Linked DNA regions of Homo sapiens: region 2 is linked to region 1. Evidence: chromatin loops called from intact Hi-C (ENCODE). Cell type or tissue: endothelial cell of umbilical vein. All regions are shown on one strand. Each heading gives the region's core, and the rest is flanking DNA. Links, peaks and the distances in the headings are about the cores only.

Region 1 (2,916 bases), core at 111-2,610:
AATTGGCAACTTGGAGCTAAGGGAACAGGATAATATTAAACAAACCACTCTCATGGAAACCATGTGGCTTGAGGAAATGGGAAGGCAAGATCCAGAGAAGCAGGGACAGTGGTAGGACAAACAGTGTATAGATGTCCACTGTGGCTGGTTCTCCCTGCCGTCGTCTTCTTCCTCTTCTTTTTTTTTTTTTTTTTTTTTTTTTGAGACAGGGTCTTGCTCTATTGCCCAGGCTGGAGTGCAATGGCGCAGTCTCAGCTCACTGCAACCTCTGCCTCCTGGGTTCAAGCGATTCTCCCACCTCAGCCTCTTGAATAGCTGGAACTGCAGGCACACACCACCACGCCTGGCTAATTTTTGTATTTTAGTAGAGACGGAGTTTTGCCATGTTGCCCAGGCTGGTCTCAAACTCCTGAGCTCAAGTGATCCACCTGCCTCAGCCTCTCAAAGTGCTATGATTTACAGGCATGAGCCACCTCATCCAGCCTCCCTGACATCTTCTTGTGGCCCTTGAGAAAGGAAATGGAGCAGACTTCTCTGAACACTCATTCAGGGAAGTGGGAATTGATTACTAGCTTGGCTAGTACTTCACCTATGTTATATATAAAGTTTCGGTGCTGCAAAAGAAATAGCACTCCAATATAAAATTTTGTTTTAATTCTCAGCAAGGCCAGGTAATTCTATAGAAGGGTGCGCCCTTACAGATGGAGCAATGGTGAGCACACACCTGGACAAGGGAGGGAAAGGGGTTCTTATCCCTGACGCACGTGACCCTTGCTGCTCTGTTGTTCCCCTATTGGCTAGGGTTAGACCGCACAGGCTAAACTAATTCCGATTGGCTAATTTAAAGAGAATGACGGGGTAAGTGCTTTGGCAGGAAAAAAATGGTTATGCAGGGTGGAGAATGAGTTAGGTCAGAGCAGGTAGCAGGTAATCGGAATGAGTTAGGGTGGAACAGGTGATCCGAATGAGCTAGGGTGGAGCAGGTGATCGGAATGAGTCAGGGTGGAGTAGGTAATCAGAATGAGTCAGGGTGAAGTAGGTAATCGAAAAAGGTTGCTTTATGAAAGTTAAGTTTAAAAGTAGAAGGCAAAGAATTGAACATACTAACATATTAATTCTTTGAAGAGAAATTTAGAATTCATATTTAACAACTTCCTCCTTTTGCATTTTTCTTACAGCTTTCTCTTCAAACTTATTTAACATGTCTTGAGTTAGTTGTTCTGCTTGATATTCTAAAAGAAAAAGCTTCTCTGGGTAAGGTGGAGGATAGTTAAGGGAGGTTTTAGTAAGTGCCATTTTTATGAGCCTCTGCATCTACTTATGGACGCATGGTATGACACAGCTCCTGACAAGAATAAGTTCACCTATTACGGCTACAAGGGAGGTAAGAATTGAGGGGATTATTCCTTTCCATTTACTGAACCACTTCTCTAGCCATCCTGTAAAGGGGTCATTTACCCTTGAGTTGCTGGCTAACTCATTGGATAGAGCAGTCAGACCTTGCAATGCCTTTGTTATACTTCCATTAGGGGCGGTGTTGTTTGGGATGAAGGTGCAACATTGAGTTTTAATCATGACGCAAACTCCTCCTTTTTCTGCTAATATCATGTCTAAGGCTATCCTATTTTCCCAAGCCATCTGGCTAGCAGTAGCCCCTAATTGCTCAGCTATTCTTTTAACAGCATCTTTAGTGTAGTTAATAAATCGCTGTTGGTTGTAACAGATGTAGTTTATCCAATCTAGATTTTTATTAATTGTCACCCACCAAAATATTGACTCAAATCCTGCAGCTGTTTGATTTCTGGCTTTAAATTGATCTGGTATCCCCCATGGGACTCCAACTGTGTCTAAATAGATGTGAGAGTCAAAAGATCCATAAGGGGCTTCTCTCGCTTTACGATGTCTTATTTTTCCTTCTTCTGGTTGATGAAATGCCAGGGTGGAAGGGATAGCCAATTGGATTAAAGCACAAGTGCCACTCCAGTTATTCGGCAGAGTGTCCAGTAAAGGTCCACCACAATACCACCACACAGCCTCTTGGGGATGAACAAGGGCTGACTGATTGCTAAGCTCTTGAAAGTTCTTAAGCTCACTGCATCCCTTAGGTCTCCAAGGAATGCTAAGTTTCCTCCCTGTCGTGAGAGACACAAAGTGAACTTAGTGTTGGGAGACGGAAGCTGGACGGCCCTCTGGGGCTAACCCGCAGGGTGCCGGACTTCGGGATATAGCAGAGCGAGAGCTTGGCATGACTTGTTATCCCAGGCTGTAGAATCCTGGAAAAGAGCTACCGTGCAGCCCATCCTCAGTCGACCAGAGGACCACCCTAGTGGAAAAGGGACAATCTGGGCCTCTGGCCTGCCACGAGCACAAGCAAAACAATTGCTTTTGTTTACATGCAGATGGCATATTTGATCTATTCCAACAAGGCATTTACATCTTGGTATCCTGTCTCAATTGCCAAAGTTTGTTTTAAGTCTTTAACTTCTACCATCGCTATCTTGGCCTTATTGTTAGATGGAGGAGGAACAATGGTTCCGTTGTAAGAGGTTTTGGAAAAAGGCTTAGAGGCAGGTGCAGGTGGCACGGGATCAAAGGAATGCATTTCAAATAATCCAATAGGGTCTGTCCCTGAAACCTCAGCCCCCATACCATAAAACCAGCTTGAAGAAGGTAACTGGCTTAGAAAAGGGGAAGAATTTTGAGGGCTCAAAATAATAACCTGTATAGGATTGCACTGGTTTAGCTGACAGTTGTGGGGGGCTATTCCTTTAGTAAAATGAATGTATGGTTTCAGGAAATTACAAACACTAGTTGGGGCAGTCCATCCTCACTCTTCAGTGGTCCACAGAACACTGGACCAAGTACGGCATAAAAGCTCTACATCGGGGGCAAGACTCCTGGTTGACCCTGGTCTTT
Region 2 (2,916 bases), core at 242-2,741, 78 kb after region 1:
TCTTGTTGAAGGTGGGAAGTGGCAAGGCTCTAGAAAATAGTTCGGCAAACTGTTTCTTAAAGAGAAGGTCAGTAAATATTTTAGACTTGCATGCCATACAGTCTCTTGCAAACTATTCAACTCTGCTGTTATAGCATGAAAGAAGCCATAGACAAAATAGGCATGGCCATGTTCCAATAAAACTTTAATTCTAAAAACGGGCAGCTGGTTCCCAGACCATAGTTTGCCAGCCCCTGTTATAGAAGAATATGTACAATGAAAGATGTTGTATTTTAAAAAATACAATCTACCCTCTGCTCAGAGAGAAATAATTCTTTTATAACATATGAATGCCACAGGTATTAAAAAATTCCTCTAAGTCAGAGATGCGGCTGCCTCACAGAACCTTGGGATGCTTAAATGACTTTTCACCATTTTACCATGTCAAGGAGTCATCACAAGTCCAGCTGAAAGCTTTTTAAGCCAATGAAACCTTTCTCCCATTCCATTTCCCACTCCCTTCCTGTCACCTTATTATCCTAGAACATTATCAGGTGAGAATGAAGAAGCCTATGCCACCTTTACTCCCAGCGTGGCAACCTTTGTCTTTAGGCACCCCAGGAGTCTGCTCTTTCTCTCTGGGGCTCCTAGCATCCTATGACCTTCATCTGCCAGCCAAGAACCCTGGTTCTGGAATTTGTTCAACATCTTGGCACCAGCAGGATTGCTTACGCCATCCCATGAGTATAGAATCAGACAAATACCAAAACTGCAGAAAGGTAAAAGTTAAAAATATATGTACATACACGCACACACACATATATATTATATTATATATATATAATATATATATATAATTTTTTTTTTTTTGAAATGGAGTCTCACTCTTGTTGTCCAGGCTGGAGTGCAGTGGTGTGATCTTGGCTCACTGCAACCTCTGCCTCCCAAGCTCAAGTGATTCTCCTGCCTCAGCCTCTCCAGTAGCTGGGATTACAGGCACATGCCACCATGCCTGGCTAATTTTTGTATTTTTATTAGAGATGGGGTTTCTCCATGTTGGTGAGGCTGGTCTTGAGCTTCTGACCTCAAGTGATCTGCCCACCTCGGCCTCCCAAAGTGCTGGGATTACAGGCGTGAGCCACCGCGCCCAGCCGTAAAAGTTAAATATTTAAAGGCTAAAAAGCAATGCTGGCTGTCACTAGCTTGTCAGGGAATGTAAGGTGTTAGTTGCAGGTCATCTTGTCTAACTTAGAAAAGTGGCAAGACAGTGGCCAATGCAGGAGCCTTCAGGATCCTCTGCTAAGTTCCTGGCTGGATTGCCATAGCTCCCTGTGGTTTGCCAGTGCTGAATGCTCAGCTCTGACCGTCGCTTCAGTTCCCTCCATCTGTTTAAAATGCTGCTTCATTCTGTTTTCCATATTCTTATTCTCCCATCCTTTCTCCCTTTAATCTCAGTGTGTGCGCACGTACACACACACACACACACACACACACACACTCTTTCTCTTTTAACACATCTCTTACACAGAATGAATAGAGCCAGAGGCCTTATGACTACAGTTAAACCCACATGAACAGGCAGGAACTGATTTTGTTTTTTTTTAAAGCCCTGAGGTTGAGATTGTTTTATTGCTTAACACAGACCTTCAGTGATGCAGTGTGGGCAGGGGTCCTGGAAAACCCTCTGACCACTGTATGTTTGAGATGGGCCACAGGAGAAGGAATGTTGGAACCACAACTCCCCTACAAACTTGGTAGTTTATCTTCTTCCCTGTGATTTGTCTTTTCCCTTCCCGCAGAAGTTTTCTGTGACAGACTGATTTCCTTATTGAATTAATTACATTTTTCTCCATCTGATTTTGCTGGGAAATTATATGCAGAATGGAAAATATCATGCAGTTCCTTCCTACATAAGCCTGTGTGTGAATGGATCCAGCAAGAATGAAAACATTTAGCTATTTTTCCTGTGGGCTCTTGGTACAGTTTTTTTTTTTTTTTTTTTTTTTTAATAGGTACTGGGGTTTGGATCTAGAACACAAATCAATTGCAAACCAGTGTACCATGGCGTCCTTGTAGCAACCATGCCCCATATCCTGTCTGTGGCCTATTTCCCCGTTAGATTTCACTTATAGATGGCAATGACTTATTGAAGCATTTGACTTAAGCCTGAGAAGCAGGCAGTGTTGTTGGACTGGAAGGAAAGGCACCATTGTTTGGGGGCACAATGGCTGGGATCTGGCATGATGTGGAAGAAGGTCAGAGCCATAGTTCCTCTTCCATTCTGTTCTGTGCCCTCGAGGGATACCGTTACCTGGTGCAGCGGGAAGCCCACACACAGCGGGAGGGCCGGTCACAATGATGCTCTGCTCTAGTGGCTGGAGGAAGGCCCCAAAGGCTCCATGCTGTGCCATCAACTCTTTAATTACCAAATTAAGGGAGGAGTGGTCCAGGGTGTCTTAGGGGAGAACTGAGGTTTCCTGGATGGTGGTGGGGATCTTAGCAACTGGGGTTAGTGATGACTTACCAACCAATATAGAAGCATTTCAATATTTTAACAACTAGTTTGGCTGTATTATTTTGTTTCACCTGAATAATAGTTCTGCTTGGACATGCCTTGTGTATCAGGCCAGGGTCAGTGGTTATGAATTTTCCTGCTCACCATGTGGTAATCCCCAGATCATCCTGAAAGCTCCAACAAATCACTTAGGCTCAGTTACTAAGATGCACCCAAAGCCAAACCAAGAAGTGCAAAACACAAAGATGGTGGAAAATTGATCTGGATAGCAGTGGCAAGAACTGCCCATTTCCCTGAGCACAGTGGTGGCATCTAGTAGTAGAGGGGGCAGCTGTGTTGAGTGTCTACCGTGTGACAGATGTGGTTCTAACCATTCTCACATCTGTTATGTCTTCAGGACCTGCAGTTAGTGAAACTAAATC

What was found. A loop is a pair of places that touch in the nucleus more often than their neighbours do. Peaks named below come from ENCODE experiments on the same cell type or tissue, not always from the same donor. Only the 100,000 strongest peaks of a DNase experiment are listed, where the experiment ranks them.
Region 2: a loop joins it to region 1, with 29 times the contacts of the local background. A loop is called at or near these places in 1 of 110 quality-filtered maps.

The regions. Positions count from the first base shown.
Region 1 is chr3:16,014,894-16,017,809 of GRCh38, forward strand. No RefSeq gene overlaps it. Among named protein-coding and RNA genes, the nearest start is that of MIR563, 140 kb to the left of the region's middle. In endothelial cell of umbilical vein, for the core only: no CTCF peak of the experiment used is centred there; no DNase peak of the experiment used is centred there.
Region 2 is chr3:16,093,245-16,096,160 of GRCh38, forward strand. No RefSeq gene overlaps it. Among named protein-coding and RNA genes, the nearest start is that of GALNT15, 80 kb to the right of the region's middle. In endothelial cell of umbilical vein, for the core only: no CTCF peak of the experiment used is centred there; a DNase peak (open chromatin) is centred at 1,767.